4 separate regions of the Mus musculus genome follow, and regions 1, 2 and 4 are each linked to region 3. A link is a loop called in an ENCODE intact Hi-C map of the cell type or tissue named here. Cell type or tissue: heart. All regions are shown on one strand. Region 1 has its middle 17 kb from the start of 4933423K11Rik. Region 2 holds the start of Sfxn5 (sideroflexin 5). Region 3 overlaps Sfxn5 (sideroflexin 5). Region 4 has its middle 13 kb from the start of Noto.

Region 1 (4,000 bases), 130 kb before region 3:
TTCCTGCCAGCCATCTCATCTACCCTGTGTGGCAGAATCTTGACATTAAACTCCTTGCTGACAACGGATGAAACAGGAGGCTAGGCTGTTTCTAAGACTTCTGTGCAATGGTAGGTAGCCTTATAAGATTATATATCCTATGGATCATGGCAACGCAAGCCTGTAACTCCAGCACCTCGGAGGCTGAAGTAGAAAGATCCTTTGAAACTCAAGGTCATTTAGGCTCCATAGTGAGTCCCACAGCAAGACCCTGTGGCAATAATTTTGAAAATCTATAGCTTAGCCCAGTGTTTTTGCGGCATTCTTAGTTTGTGTCGGTGTACTCTGAGATGTTCACATAATCCAAAACTTCACCCAAATCACATTTCTCAGAATGCATAGCCATGCTTAGGCAAGATGTAACTGTTTTCTCTGTAAGGCAAGGGCAGCCCCACCCCACCCCACCCCCGTGCTTAGGAAGGCAGATCTCTGTGAGTTCGATGCCAGCTTGGTCTACATAGAGCAGTGGTTCTTAACCTGTGGGTCTTGACCCCTTGGCGGAGGGTTGAACGAACCTTTCACAGAGGTTATATATCAGATATCTACTTTATGATTCATAATAGTAGCAAAATTACAGTTATGAAGTAGCAACAAAACAGTTTTATGGTTGGAGACTAACACAACAGGGACCCTGTCTTAAAACAAACAAACAAACAAACAAACAAACAAAGATGCTACAGGAGGGAGTTGAAGAGATAGCTCAGCGGTTAAGAGCACTGACTGCTTTTCTGAAGGCCCTGAGTTCAAATCCCAGCAACCACATGGTGGCTCACAATCATCTGTAATGAGATTGGATGACCTTTTCTGGTGTGTCTAAAAACAGCTACAGTGTACTTACATATAATTAATAAGTATTTTTTTTAAAAGATGCTACAGGGAAATGTGGACCCCGGTTCCTAGTTCCAGAAGTGTGGCTTCTCAGGGTCTCTCCTGACACCGAGAAGGAGGGATGCCTCTTGGTTGGCATGTGCTGTGGTCTCATTAGAAGAGCCTTGTCTTTTTCTTTTTGTAAAAGTTGTATTGTATTTATTTTCTCTTCCTCTCCCCCACCCTTCTCTGTGTGTATGTACAACTTTCTAGAGTTGGTTCTCTCTGGTTTCATGTGGGTTCCAGAAATCTGGCTTGGTGACTGGCAATCCCTTTATTCATTCCTGAAGGGCCATCTCCATCTAAGTCCTGAAAGCCCACTCTCACTCTGACTCTTGTGAGCCAGAAGTGGGGAGGACAGCAAGGGAAGAGGGCAACTCTGCGCTGCATGGAGAATTTGGGGCAGAGGAGACGACCAGGGGCCGAGGAAGAGGGATGGTTATCAGAGTGTACAGACTCAACTTAGCAACGGCTTGCAGGCCAAGGCAAAGAGTTTTATTCTCCTGGAGAGACAGAGTGGGGGTGAGGTGGGGTCCCAAACCCTGAAAAAGCGGGGAACTGCCTGTGCTAATGTCCATAGACTTTATAGTTTTGAGTTCTGCATGTGAGCAGCAGAGGGCGCACTCAGCTAAATGCAGAGAGAACTTGGGCAAAAGGTCTGGAGACCTAGAGGACCGAAAATGCTGAGCCGAACCTGGTGCCTTGGAAGTAGAGTTCAAAGTTCGATATAACCACACAATAACAGAGAAACCCTGTCTCGAAAAACCAATAAGGAGGAGGAGGAGGAGGAGGAGGAGGAGGAGGAGGAGGAGGAGGAGGAGGAGGAGGAGGAGGAGGAGCCCGGCGGTGGTGGCGCACGCCTTTAATCCCAGCACTCTGGGAGGCAGAGGCAGGCAGATTTCTGAGTTCGAGGCCAGCCTGGTCTACAGAGTGCGTTCCAGGACAGCCAGGGCTACACAGAGAAACCCTGTCTCGAAAAACCAAAAAAAAAAAAAAAAAAAAAAAAAAAGGAGCAGCAGCAGCAGCAGCAGCTGGCCTTGGAGATGCTCACTCCATCCATCGTCCATACTCCCAGAACTTGGAGGAGGAAGCAGGACGATCAGGAGTTTAAGGTCATTATTACCCAGCCTGGGTTACATGAAATTTTGTCTCAAGAAAAGAAATTATAAACTTTCGAAAGCTACATATCAGTGTCACACATGCACAATCTCAACATGTGGCGGGCTAGGGCAGGAGGGTCTCAGATTCAAGGTGAAACTGAGTGTGGTAGTGCACAGGGCCAGCCTGGTCTACATAGTGAATTCCAGGACAATAGCTTACACAATGAGGTCCTATCTCAAAAACAAACAAACAAAAATCAAGGTCAATTGGGTCTAGATTGTGTAACCTTGTCTTAAAAAAAAAAAGCCAGTGTAAGGTGGGAGGTGGTGGTGTACTCCTTCAATCCAGGCAGGCAGAGGAGAGGAGAATCTCTGAGTTTAAGGCCAGCTTGGTCTACAAAGTGAGTTCCAGGATAGCCAGGGCTACACAGAAAAACCCTGTCTTGGAAAAAAAAACAAAAACAAAAACCAACCAACCAACCAAGCAAGCAAAACAACAAATGTGTGTGTGTGTGTGTGTGTGTGTGTGTGTGTGTGTGTGTTTAATCTTTTCCTCCATCTGGAACAAGACTCTTTTCTCCAACCTAAAAGGCAGTAGGGACCCTTGGTTTTCACTTCCCTCCGTTCAGGGAGGACAACTGGCTCCCACACAGGCACATCCCTGTCTAGTTTGTTTCAAGGCCTTGATACATTTGCATCTCTGGCCATCCTGAACTCACATCTTGTGCTCTCAGCAATCCTCCTAACTCAGTATCCAAAGAGTGGTGGTTACAGGGCATGCCACCATGTACATGACATAGTTTTGTGTTTGTGAGTAATAGTTTATGTCATTGGGACCTAGGGATGTCACTCAGTTGATAGAGAGCTTGCCTAGCATGACAAAGAACTAGGTTTGAGTTCCAGAAACTTGTAAACTAGGCATGGCAGTACTTGTCTGCAGTCCCAACACTTGGGAAATAAAGATACAAGGATTAGTAATACAGGGTCAAGCTGGGCAGTGATGGTGCACACTTTGGTCCCAGTGCTTTGGGCCTCTGTGAGTTCTAGGACAGCCAGGGCTACACAGAGAAGCCCTGGCTCAAAAAACAAAACAAAACAAACAAACAAAAATAAACAAAGGAGGAGGAGGAGGAGGAGGAGGAGGAGAAGGAGAAGAAGAAGAAGAAGAAGAAGAAGAAGAAGAAGAAGAAGAAGAAGAAGAAGAAGAAGAAGAAGAGGAGGAGGAGGAGGAGGAGGAGGAGGAGGAGGAGGAGGAAGAGAAGGAGAAGAAGAAGAAGAAGAAGAAGAAGAAGAAGAAGAAGAAGAAGAAGAAGAAGAAGAAGAAGAAGAAGAAGAAGAAGAAGAAGAAGAAGAAAGAAATACAGGGTCATCCTCAATTATATATGGGGTTTAAGGCTAGCCTGGGCTATTTGAAACCGTGCCTCAGGAGAAAAAAGACTGTGGGGAGAGGAGCAGAATAGAGATAAATGTTGACAACTTTTGAAACTAAATATTGAAAATGAAAACACTCATTATATTCTTCTGTCTACTTTAGGGTTTTTGAAAATTTCTACAACAAAAAGGATTTTTTTTTCCAGACAATTAGAAAGCAAAGTCACACCATCTACAAAGAAATAACTATGGAGCTGACAGGCTTCTTACCAGCAAGGGTAAACAGACCATAGTAGAATAATATCCTCAATGGATGAGAAGGAAATAGCTACCATGTTAGAATTAAACATTCAGCGAAATTAGCTTTGACGAGTAAGGTGAATTGAGGATACAGTCAGAATAAACAAAAGCTGTGCTTAGCCCAATAAACAGGTGCAAAAACCCTGCTGAGGAGCAGTCTTCAGGAAGACAGAAAATTCTAGAAAAAATAGTTAGCAAATAAATCAATACAGGTATAGCTAAATGGTGCCTCCTCTATTAAATCACTATATAATTTGACCTCTATGTTTTTTTTTGTGAGTGATAGGTTTTCTCCTTATAGTTTACCAGCCTCTCTGCCATGT
Region 2 (4,000 bases), 71 kb before region 3:
GTGGATGACGTCAGTCTTCTGCCAGCATAGAGCAGATGAACCACAATGGGGTCCACCACTGTGCAGTTACCAACTATAGGTCAACTCAGAGATGAGAAAATAGCCACCAGTTCCCAGAGTTTGGGGGTAGGGTCAGTCCTTGGGTGTTGGAGGTGTCTTTTGAGGAACTGAGTCCCTCTTCTAGGTCTTCCTCTGGGCTTTAATTAGTCCCAGCCCTTCTCTCATCTTTCATCCATCCTTGCTGTTTGGCTTCTCTACATGGCCAGGGCAGGGGTGTCCTGCAGAGAGGTCCTGAACTGAGGCCAGGGTTTTGTTCATTGTCTGATCCTTACCACATACTGCAGAGTGCAGCCAGACAGGCAGCAAGCAGGCACAGCTCTGCTCTGCCCTTTGTCCTCCTAGTTGAAACTCCTGTCTATAAAGAGCTTGTTCTTCATGTTTTGAGCACTTTATGAAGAATAAAAAGATCACGTACCGCAGCCAGCTTGTGTGTTTGTTTTGAAATGAGCGGACAAAGGAGACCGCCTGTGGGAGAGGGCAGTGTGGTTCTCAGGTGACAGAGCTACCGCTCTGAAATCACAGGCAACACTGCCTCATGGCCCGTGTGCCTAGGATGCCTGTGCTCACGGGCACTGATCACAGGCATATTTACTGAGTGTTGGGCCTGGCGGGGTGGGGGGAGTGGATAAAGAGGGCAAGTTTTGTGATTTCTGTCCTGAAGCCACTGAGTTCAGTAAGGAAAGGTAGGATACAAACCAAAAATAAGAACTGTTCTTTGGGTCATTTGTGAGTTCTATTCCATGTGGGTCAGCTATCAGTGAGTGAATGAGCCCTTGGGCCACCAATGGCTCATGCTGTGTCCAGAAGGACAAGAGGGCAACCCCAAGTTAGCTCTGAATCCCACCATGAGACAGAGGCTCCCCTAGAGTCAAGGAGTTATGTCCTGGGTGAAACCATCAACTCCCCATTCTCCATGCCCAGTGTGGCTTATAACCACACCACTTAGCTGGGGCTGCAGTTGCCATTTGGTGCCATTCTGCAGGGGGTGGGGGTGAGGTGTTTATTACCTTGGTATTCTCTACAGCTCCTGGTGCACCCCTGTTGCTGGTCCTCAGTAATTAGGCTTGGACCAAACCTCCTTAGATCAAAAGAAGTAGGGTCTCAGGATGCTTAAGCTCTGGATATTTAAGTCACCCAAAGCATTTGAGTACCTAGTGTCAACCTTCCTATATCTGCACTGAAGATTTATCCATCCCCCTCCCCCACCATACAGTAGGAAAGATATTTAAGCTCATGGTTTGTCTGCTGGCTGGCACCTGTAATCCTGGGACTTGGGAGGCAGAGGAAGAAGGATCACAAGTTTGAGGCCAGCCTGTGCTACATAGTTCCAGGCTAGCCTGAGTTACATGCAAGGAGGCAAGAGAGTGCTGCGTGGTACAAAATCCGGAAGCGGATTTTTGTGGAAGTAGGCTGATGGAACGGATGAACGCGTATGCGGAACCTATAAAAAGAATCGCCTCAGGCCATGATAAAAATGAGCAGAATGTTAAAGGGTCACAGCAGCGTGAGCATGGCTTGTTTCAGAGAGTGGCAGAATGGCTGGAGCCAGGATTTTGATAGAAGAAACGGTAGGAAAATCCCGCAGTGCGACTCCTTGCTGAAGGCCATCCGAATTAACCCCACTCTGCCTGGAGTCCTTGCTTGTCTGATCCCGGGTCGTGTCCGCGTTTGTAGGGGTTCCTTGTCCTAAGACTCAGGCCTACACGTATATCCGCACATGCATTTGCATACATTCTCAGGACTGCAAACGCCTGCTGCTTTAGCGGTAGGAACTAAGACCAGGTCTGCGTGGGTGCAACTCTCTGCAGTCTGAGGTTGTCAGGCTCAGAGCAGGGGAAAACTACACTCCCCAGAAGCCCCTGCGCGCCCGGTTCGCTGCGGTTGCTCACGGCCAATCGGGAGAGGCAACTGTGGCGGGGGCCGAGGAGGGACATTTTAAAAGGGCTGGAGATTGCGGGCGTCAGTGGCCATGGCGGATACAGCAACCACAGCCTCAGCGGCGTCCGCGGCGGCCAGTGCCCCGAACGCCTCCACAGATGCGCCCCCTTTCCAGCTGGGCAAGCCCCGCTTCCAGCAGGTGAGGTTCGGGATGCGACGAGCGGGTGGAAGGGAGACACAGGGAAGGGCACGGAGCCAAATCTCTTGCAAAGTCACTTCAGCTCGAGGGTCTCCAACCCGCGGCCACCAGAGCCTACAGCTAGTGCGGGGACCTTGGCTGTAGCCGCTCCTTTCCTATTGGGCAACAGGATGGGCGAGGTCTCCCTCTCTGGTTTCCTATTGGCGGGTGGCACAGTCATTCCGCGGATGCCCGCGCCCTGGCACAGCCCCCGTCCTAGTCGCTCGATGATTGGCCACGCGGGTCGCGGTCCAGGGTCCGAGCGGCTCTGAAGGGGTCGCTCTGGCAAATGCGCCCTAGGCGCAAAGTTCCCGTCTTGTGATGCATGGGCCGGTGGTGTGGCCGGTATGCTCCTCAACTTCTCCCCGAGTGGGACTGACCTTTCTTGTGAGCTGCGGGACAGTCTCCGGGCAAAACTCCCTGGGCACGCCCCATGGTCATGCTCCGGTTCCTCAACCTCCAGCAAGGTGCTGCGTGTGCCCTAGGATGGGACCGCGTGCACCGGTACAGCGACCTGATCTCTGTCCGGGGGCCTGGGGCTTCAGTGATGAGACCAGCCGGACAGCTAGTGCGTTCTGCGGGGATGCGGCTGGGACAACGCGGAGAGAGCCCGGTGCGGGGAAACGCTGTGTCATTCTCCGAAGCTGAGCTCTCCTCCCAAGGGTCCCAAGTGCGCCCCAGTCCTACTTGCGCTGCTCCCGGCCGCTGCGCAGCGCTGGCCCCCATCCACACCCGCTTGGGCTCTTCAGGGTGCACCGTGACTATGATTAACCTTACTTGGGGACACGCCAACCCAAGAAACCCGGGTATCACTAACTCGGCCATGGAACCGGAGGTCCAGGTCTGTGAGCCAGGAGCATGGGAGCTTAGTTATTACGCCGCAGACCCTCAGACTGCTTCCAGAGCTGAAGTGACCCTGGGCTTGCCAGGAGTGGGGACAGCAGATGTGCTAGAGAAAACTTTGAAGGAAGAAAGAAAATGCTACAAAGGTGGGATGTGGCTGGGTTTAGAAGTGAGAATGGTTCCGAATTCAGCCCCCCCCCCAACTTCGTCGAACTAAGCTTTCTGAGAATACGTCCCTAGAGTTTTTTAAAATAGGACTTGTTTTCTTTCAAAAATAGACATGTCTCTGCATGGAGGAATCTGGAGAGACTTAATGTCCCAGCTAGTGTAAAATGCCACCAAATATTGAGACGCTGTCAGGGGTGTTTGTGCCTAACCTTGAGTGATCCTCCATTTGTCCCCACCCCCATTCTACGCATCCTTAAGTAAGCCTGCACTCCCGACTGGGAAACACTTGCTGTCTTTGGAACCCCCACCCCAGTTGTCCTATCAAGAACGCCAAACTCCGCTCTGAACCCCCCAGTGGGAGCCTCGCAGATGCAGATTACTCTTCCAAAGTATTCCCTAGGTCCTTTTCCGGATAAAAAGTGGTTGTTGATCTTACCCCAGGCAATTGGGTTTTTAATAACACGAACTGAGTAAGGGCTTTTCCCCCAATGTCTGGTGTCTGGTATCTGGAATCTGGATGGCTCATGGGTCATCCATCTACCCAACATTTACTGAGTACCTTGTATTGGCTTCCTGCCCTGGGCTCTTCACTCTTGTGGAGTGTGTTTGGGGAGGATTAGTTTCTGCAGCTGTTCACATCTGTGGAGTATGCAGTGGCCTCTGCAGAGGCCTCCAATGTTGGCATCCTAGTGGTCTGATAAGAAAGGGTGCTGAGCAGGTCTGAGTCACCGGTGCTGAGAACGTCTGTTTCTTCCACACCTGCTCCTCCCTCTGCAAACAGCTCAGCCTGCCACCCAAGAACTAGAGTCTTAA
Region 3 (4,000 bases):
GCTTTTAGGATGCCAGGAGAGTGAGTGGCGAGCCTTGAGGCAGTCAGAGCCATGGTGGTGCTGCCCCTGAGGTGTCACAGTCAGTCACAGGGCTGACACATTGGACAGATGGAGAAAGCCAACAGAAGGCAGGGCTGGATGTCCCAGAGAGAGGGCACAGCAGATACAGCGGCATGCAGAAAGATGGGAATAGATACTAGACACTCAGAAGTGTGTCTGCCATGTAGAGAGTAATGCTGATTGTAACAAATGGTAGTGGATAGCAGCAGTCATCAGGGGCCAGGAATACCACACCAGGAATCCCAGACTGGCCACTGCAGGGTCTTAGGCAGAAATCAGAGAAGACAGAGGCAATCCACTGACCACTTGTTCCTGGGTGGTGATGGACCTGGGCTTGGGGAGGAGGGCTCAGGGCTGATATCTTGTGTGACCTGTCAGGGGTAGGTTGGTGGAGCCTGATGATAGAGCTACTTCCATGTCCTGTCCCTGATTGAGTCTTTCCTCTTCAGCTAAGCCTTAGCTGCAGTGGCTTTTCCTTCAAGAACAATGCAGACCTCCTTTCCCCGAGAGGTCCTTTCTGTGTTGGCTGCAGTGTTTGTCTGCAGGGAGAGGCCTGGGAAACCTTCTGGTTCTCATTGCTTGCTGGCAACTCTACATGCCTCTGATGGTCAGATTAGTAATCAGCCACTCAGGTAGTAACAATGGCCAGTTCTTACAAAGCACTGGCACTATGCTGGTTCAGTTCCATTTTACAGTTGGGGAAACTGAGCACAGACTGGAGCCAAGAGCCCCGAGCCTGTGTACTGCAGCCCAGGCTTATTCACAGGTTTGCTGAGATGGGAAAAACTAAGCAGCGCTTTAGCTTCTAGGTGGGAGAAAATGTTACTGTTCCCTTGGTAGGCAGGTCCCCCCACAAGCACCCCGAGAACAGTGGATATTAGTGGTAGCTCTTAGATCTACCATCGACCTTCATACTTGGTTTCTGGACCTCTGTCTTCTGGCTACCATTAAGTCAGTATCGTGATCCGGAGCATACCCTGCCTCCTGTAAGACAAGATCTGGCTGGCTGGCTGTGCAGCAAGGGCATAGCCAGGCCCTCTGTTCTCCTCAGGGTTCCCAGGATAGCTGGGGCACAGTGGCACCCACGAATCCTGGTCCAGGCGGTCGGTCGCCAGGCTGCTTTCCTATCAAATGACTTCTGGGTTGGAGGAGCCATGGCAGAGACCCAGTAGCTGAATCTGAAGTGTACCAGAAGCCTGCAGATGGTGCTGCAGTGGCCAGTCAGACCTGGGCAGCAGCCCTGAATCCATTCTTGGGAGGAAGAGGGCCTAATGTTCCTGGCAGCCAGCACAGTGGTCCCTATCAAACAGGCATTAGGCCTGACCCCTGGCCTAGCAGATAAGCCCCTCAGTCTCAGCTGGAGGTGACAGGAGTGACACCTGTTGACTAACTAGCCCATTCACCTTTGCTCTTTTGCCCCTGAGCTCATTGCCAAGCAACAGGCTGGCTGAGGCCAGAAGACATTTAACCTTCACTTGGTAGCCAGGTTTAGTTTACAAAGCTGTGCCCTCTGGTGGGTATTTGTGGTACTTCAGTGACTTCCTGACCCACCCTTTGCCTTCTGGGACCCACACAAATGCAGGATCATTTGGGCACATTATTGTCCAGTCACCCAAGAGAAGTCTAAGGTCTGGTCTCAAGCCATCTCTCCTGCCAGTATCCATTGTTCTTTAGGGCCACTTAGACTCCACTGGCAGGTGCTGCAGAGTTCACAGAACCTTGCAAACAACCCAGTGTTACATGGTTGTGTCTCTGCAGAGCCCTCTTCCCTTCTCCCCCGCCCCTTCTTACCCAGCTACCTCCTGCTCACCCCCCCTGGTTCAGTCAGGTGTGCTTTGATGCTTTGGTGACCTCTGGGGCCTCCTCCCCTAGTTGACTATAATGAGCAGTTCAGGTAGCCCACAGACCTGGGCAAGTGCAGTGTTTGCAAAGGTAGATGCAGTGCTTTGCAAGGCTTTTGTTTGCCTTCATGCCTCAGACAGCATTCACTTTGATTTATTTTAGAAGCACCACAAAGTCCAGACTCATTTTACCACATACTGAGAATTCAGTGGGTGGGTGAGAGAGGCAAGCCCTGGGCCCTGGTACTACTACTCAGTGTTGGCTGGGAGAGATGGGTTTCTTTTCTTTTCTTTTTCTTTTTTTTTCTTCAGTTATCAGATGCATATATTATTTTCATTCAGAGATGTGTAAAAGGGCAAACACATATGTCATTGGAGACCGACAGATACATGGAAGGAAGCTCTGGCCTTGGGCTGGGGGCTAGCTCAGCTCGTGAAAGTGCTTGCTTGCTTTGCTTTCTTGCAAGCTTGTGCTTGATTTTATAGTCCACATCCAAAGCTGTGTGTGGGGCCTGCAAAATGGCTCATTGGTTAAAAACACATGCTGCTCCTCTAGACACAAGAGTTTGATTCCCACATTGGGGCAGTTCACAACTTTCTGTGACTCTAGCTCCAAGGCCCGCTTCTGGCTTCCACAGGCACTCATACATAAGTGCACATGCATGTGTGCGCATGCACACACACACATAAGTAAAAGTTAGATTGAAATTTAAAATCCACACATGGTGGCTCCTAGAGAATACTAGAGAAGACAGACAGATTCCTGGAGCTCACTGTCCAACCAACCCAACGTACTTGGTGAACTCTAGGCCAGTGAGAGAGCTTATCTCAAACAAATAACACAAAAACAAAGCAAGTCCCTGTGGGCCTTGAAGACTTTGTTTGAAGAACAAAGTCTGAGGTAGTCCTCTGGTCTATACACAGATACACTCACGTGCAGCACACACACATGGAAACACACACAGATGTGTGAGCACACAAGAGCACATGGCACACACACACACACACATACACACACACACACAGGAGTGCACATGAACACATGGGAACACATCCACTGATATATGAGCACACAGGCGCACATGGCAAACACACACACACACACACACACACACACACACACACACACACACACACACACCACATAAAGTTCCAGTTCCAGGTTCTTCCAGAAACTGTTAGGGGAGCACCTTGAGGCAGAGAAGTGGTCTGATATTTAGGTTGAAAGTGAGGCCTGACAGTAACAGTGCTCAGAGGCCTTGGGGTCGGGGTGGGTGAAACTGGATCATGGGAGGAGCCTACAAGTCAGTGGGGAATGAGGTCACGGGGTGAGCACAAGTAGAGACAGAAGAGCTACAGTCAAGATGCCTGGAAACAGGACAGGTCGCTGAGGCTTGGGTGGCTTCCCTGTGGGCCTTGAGAAACTCCTGTCCAGAAAGAAATCTCTTCAGGATCTTTTGGTTTTTTATGCTTTATTGTTTTTGTTGTTTCAAGACATGCTTACATATAGCCCAAGATGGCCTCAAAGCAGCTGAAGAGGACTTTGAACTCCTGATCCTCCAGTCTCTACCTCCTAAGGGCTAGATTACAGATGTGCTACCACACCTGGTTTAGTCAGTGCTGGGGTCTGAACCAGGATTTTCAAGCAGGTTAGGAAAGTTCTCTACCAACTGAGCCACAGCCCTGGCCAAAGAAGCCTGCTAGGGCTCCAATCCACCTTTAAAAAAAAGACTCGCATTAAAGATGTTTAATTTAATTTCATTTTTATTTATTCATTTATGTTTTTAGACATGATCTCACCAAGTAGCCCTAGCTGGCCTAGAATTCACTATGTAGACCAGACTGGAGTCAAAATTACAAAGATAGGAAGGAGCCTTCCAGCTGGTAGCAGGGGCCGACGCCTGGGCAAAGGTGAGACTGAATTAGACAACCTTCCCTGGGGTGGGGTGGAAGCTGTAGAGGTGCTGTGCTAAGGCCTGTCCCAACAGAGCTGTCTCCAAGTTGTGTGTCCAGTTTGAGGAAGGACATAGCAGATAAGATGAGAGATGGCTTTGGCATTAGCCCACCTGGGATCTCTCTGAAGGCCTTGCAGAACCAAG
Region 4 (4,000 bases), 150 kb before region 3:
CCTTAATTGGAACCATGAACCAATGTGGCTGTGTCCCTTACCCATTCAGCAGTCTAGCTTGGGCCCTTACGTTCATTTATTTACATACTTAGTGTGTATGCGCGTACATATGTGTGCATGTGCCTACGGAAGCCAAAGGTTCGTTTTGTTTTGCTTTTTGAGACTTGATATCTCTATGTAGCCCTAGCTGGCCTAGAACTTGTTGCATAGAAAAGGCTATTCTTTTTTTGTTTTGTTTTGTTTTGTTTTTGTTTTTTTGAGACAGGATTTCTCTGTATAGCTCTGGCTGTCCTGGACCTCACTCTGTAGACCAGGCTGGCCTCGAACTCAGAAATCCGCCTGCCTCTGCCTCCCAAGTGCTGGGATTAAAGGCGTGGGCCACCACGCCCGCCGGAAAAGGCTATTCTTGACCTCACAGAAATCTGCCTGCCTCTGCCTTCCAGATGCCGGGATTACATGACTTCAGCCCCATACTCTGCGTTGTTCCACCTGGTGTTTCGAGGTGGGTTCTCTCACTGAGCTGCATTTTATCCCCCAGCCCCAGGAGTTCCGCCGAGGCAGATGGAGGTGCCAGGCCTTTTCACGTGGGTGCTGGGCGAGCGAACTCCAGTGACTTGCTTTCATCACTAGAGAGCGGAATCAGTGGCGCAGTGTCACTTCTGGGTCCGGGTCTTATGATCTGGCGTTTTCCTTCAACTTGCAATATTTATTCTTTGGGTCCAGTGGCTATGTGGAGGAGCTAAGGAGCTAAGTAGAGAGAGGAAGAAAGAGACAGACACATCCAGTTAAGATCATTTTCTATGTGTATGAATATTTTGCTTAAATGCATGCTGGGCACATGTATGTATGCCTTGGGCCTACCGAGGCCAGAGGAAGGTATCTGATTTCCTGGAATTGGAGTTACAGATGGTTATAAGCAATCTTGTAAGTACTGGGAACTGAACTTAGGACTTCTGAAAGAGTAGCGAGCGCTCATTACCACTGATCCATCTCTCCAGCCCCAGTTGGATTATTTTTCCTGGAAAAAAAAAAGTCTACTTGTGTGTGGTGGTTTTGAGAGGCCATTCCTACTCCATCTTGGAACCGGCCTCCATCTTAAAAGAAAAAAACAGCCGGGCGTGATGGCGCACACCTTTAATGCCAGCACTCGGGATGGGAGGCAGAGGCAGGTGGATTTCTGAGTTCGAGGCCAGCCTGGTCTACAAAGTGAGCTCCAGGACAGCCAGGGCTATACAGAGAAACCCTGTCTCGAAAAACCAAAAAACCCAAAAAAAAAAAAAAAAGAAAAAAACACCTGAAAACTTGACCTGCAGCAGAACCCAAGCTGCACACATGTACCAAGAAGGACCCCATGGCTTGTCTTTGGCCAGAGTTACTCCGTAATTATTTCCTAGTAACAGTTAATCAAAGATTAGTCTGATTGTTTCAGGTGAACTTTCAGACCATTCCTGATTGTATACAGTCTTGCTTCAGAGCGCCACCTGTCTGCATACAATAGTTATTCAGTTACACACATTGGGTGGTTCAACTGTCTGTAACTCCAGCTTTTTGTTGTCTGATAACCACTTCCTTGGATTCATCCCCGCCCCCAATACACACACAGAGGGTCTTCCCCTCTCCCCGCACACACACCTTCTCTTCTTCTCTACAATACCACCAGGTGGTACTGAGCCCTTTAGACGGACATACTATTTTGTTTTGGAAATATCTGCGCTCCCAGGTTTTGTTCCAGCCAGAACTCAAGAAAACACCCAATAAGGGTGCAGGGCTAGGCCTATGCAGAATGTCCTCTCTCACAGCGGGCGGCAGAGGGCGCCCGCAGACCGCTTGATGGGGGCGCCTAATTTCCAAAGCGGCGGGATCTTGCAGTCACAGTAACTAGACAGGAAGGGAATGAGACTGGAGGGACAGGCCCTCACACAGAAGTCTAGGAGTTGGGACCATTTTGGCCTACAGGTCAAAGCTACGGGAGATGAAGCTCTCATGGGGTAGGAGATGCGGCAGGCCCCTGTGCCCAGAGAGCAGCAGAGAATAAGGGAGCTGGGAACCCAACCGCAGCAACTCTGTAAGGAATTTAGACCAGCATGAAGAGTTCAGAGAGTACAGAGCTAGGCACAGATTTATTTGATCAGTTTGCACTTCCGAATAGCAAGAAAAAAGACTTTAGAACTCCACGGAGAGAGGACTGATTGCCACGATCTGTGTTTCCCAAAGGTGGGGGTCAGAGTGAGGCAAGGTGGAGTCCCTGTGTGACTCCTGAGAAAACCTAACATATGGCCTGAAGGGAAAGGGAGAAAGCTAAGGACACCTCGTTGCTGGACAGCTGAGATGGAGACAGACACTGTTTGTTCCTTTGATCACTGAGGAGAAGACAACCTGGAGGGCTGCCTGCAGGAATAGGTTGGGAGCCAACAGCACCAGGACAGGGAAGGAATCAGCCCACACCTGGAAGGTGCAGGGAGGGAGAGAAGGAGGGCAGAGAGCAGGGGCTGGGATCTAGTGGGGACATGGCTTCTGTGTGAGTCTCAAAGCACCCAGGAGTGTGTGACTGTCTTTTCCACCTGTCAGAAATTTGACTTAAGACTAAGAAACACACCTCTGACCAGGACCAAAGGAAGCTGAAGGCTTCAGGACACCAAGAACTCAGAGCTGGACTGGGGACCAGCCAGTGTTTTGGATACCATGGTTTCCTGTGCCGGGATCTACCCTGGCAGCCTGGAGAAGGGGTGTGAGAAGGGGAAAGAGGCACTGGGCCTGGAGGCAGCAAATTAGGGGCTGGAGGTGAGATTAGAAGAAGGGGGGTCCTTATTGCTCCCCTTTCCTCTCCCAGACTATCCTCTCTTCCTCTTCTCCTTGTTTCTCCTCTCCTCCTCTCCCTATCTTCTTCTTCTTCCTCCTCCTCCTCCTCCAGCCTTTTGAAACTGGACAGCATGTAGCTCAGGCTGGCCTTGAATTGTCTGATGTAAGTTGAACTTGACTCTGAGCCTTCAGCCTTCATCTCCCCACTGCTGAATTGCAAACATGTGCCACCATGTCTTGCAGCAGTGCCAATCTCCTTCCCTCATCTTCCTCCCCGCCTTCCTTTCCCCACTCCCGGTGTCCCTCCCATTCCCCTATGTTGGTAATTGAATCAACCCCGTTTTTTACCCTGGGAGTTGGCCTTCCACCTGCTCGAACTTCAGAGGATAGACAAGTTGCAAATTTCGTGGCATTGGAAAGAGGGAAGCCTCTCTAGTCCTCAGCAGGAGCCCCTCGGCGTCTCCCTTGGGTGTCCCCCTCCCAGGGACCAGTGGTTACAGCGGCCCGCACCCGCGGGCGGAATCGCGGCCAGGGGATTGAAGCGGGCCCCCTAATCTCTGATACTCTTGCGAGTCGGCTTCCCGCCCCAGGCCAGCTCCGCGAGCAAACAGGCGGGCGCGCGCCGCATCTCAAATGCCGCATTTGAGTCGCGGGAGGACGCGGATGCCTCAGGCTGGTCAGCGCCCTTCCCGGCCTAATCCCCGCCAAGCCCGGCCAGCTGCAGCCAGAGGATTAGTGCGCTGGGCCGCTTTGCTGGCTCCCTAGGGCCGCAGGCTAGTGGGGGCCCTCATCCTTTTCAGTTGAGGCTCTCTGTCCCTGGAAAGGACAGCAAGGTTGTCAGCAGGGAGGTGACAGAAGGGTGGAGACACCCTCGGACTTGATTTGCTGATGATGGCGGCTCCTCCCAGGCTGAGGAGGACATGCCCGACCACATTGTCCATCGATGGGTACAGGGTACAGGTACTCATGGGTGCCAGTGGGTTCCACACCCTGAGAGCTCATTATGGAGCTGGAGAGATGCCCAAACCACCACCAAGACTTCAACACACCTTCAATGACCTGGCTGGCCTGCTAGAAGGTAGACTACAAACCCTCACTCTGGAAGGCAGGGGGTTCAGAGGCTCCAAGCCAGACAGACACAGGTAGCTCTACAAGTAGTTAATGAGAGAGGTCATGGCAGGAAGAGAGAGGGGCATACTGT

Evidence for each region. A loop is a pair of places that touch in the nucleus more often than their neighbours do. Peaks named below come from ENCODE experiments on the same cell type or tissue, not always from the same donor. Only the 100,000 strongest peaks of a DNase experiment are listed, where the experiment ranks them.
Region 1: it touches region 3 in a loop (6-fold over the local background); 12 of 42 quality-filtered maps call a loop at or near these places.
Region 2: it touches region 3 in a loop (2.1-fold over the local background); 9 of 42 quality-filtered maps call a loop at or near these places.
Region 4: it touches region 3 in a loop (5-fold over the local background); 5 of 42 quality-filtered maps call a loop at or near these places.

What each region holds. Positions count from the first base shown.
Region 1 is chr6:85,389,534-85,393,533 of GRCm38, reverse strand. No RefSeq gene overlaps it. Among named protein-coding and RNA genes, the nearest start is that of 4933423K11Rik, 17 kb to the right of the region's middle. In heart, a CTCF peak has its summit at 1,502 (motif pointing right); no DNase peak of the experiment used is centred here; H3K27me3 peaks cover 687 bases.
Region 2 is chr6:85,331,445-85,335,444 of GRCm38, reverse strand. It overlaps Sfxn5 (sideroflexin 5), which reads left to right and starts at 2,023. Exons shown (of 14, transcript NM_178639.4): 1 at 2,023-2,137. The coding sequence starts at 2,030. It overlaps Rab11fip5 (RAB11 family interacting protein 5 (class I)), which reads left to right. Exons shown (of 6, transcript NM_001003955.2): 6 at 1-483. In heart, no CTCF peak of the experiment used is centred here; DNase peaks (open chromatin) are centred at 994, 1,984, 2,334 and 2,864; H3K4me3 peaks cover 2,430 bases; H3K27ac peaks cover 1,930 bases; H3K27me3 peaks cover 569 bases.
Region 3 is chr6:85,260,588-85,264,587 of GRCm38, reverse strand. All of the region lies in intron 9 of Sfxn5 (sideroflexin 5), which reads left to right. Among named protein-coding and RNA genes, the nearest start is that of Sfxn5, 71 kb to the left of the region's middle. In heart, a CTCF peak has its summit at 1,575 (motif pointing left); a DNase peak (open chromatin) is centred at 1,364; H3K27ac peaks cover 567 bases.
Region 4 is chr6:85,408,686-85,412,685 of GRCm38, reverse strand. No RefSeq gene overlaps it. Among named protein-coding and RNA genes, the nearest start is that of Noto, 13 kb to the left of the region's middle. In heart, CTCF peaks have their summits at 1,573 and 1,772 (motif pointing right); a DNase peak (open chromatin) is centred at 1,705; H3K4me3 peaks cover 849 bases; H3K27me3 peaks cover 2,283 bases.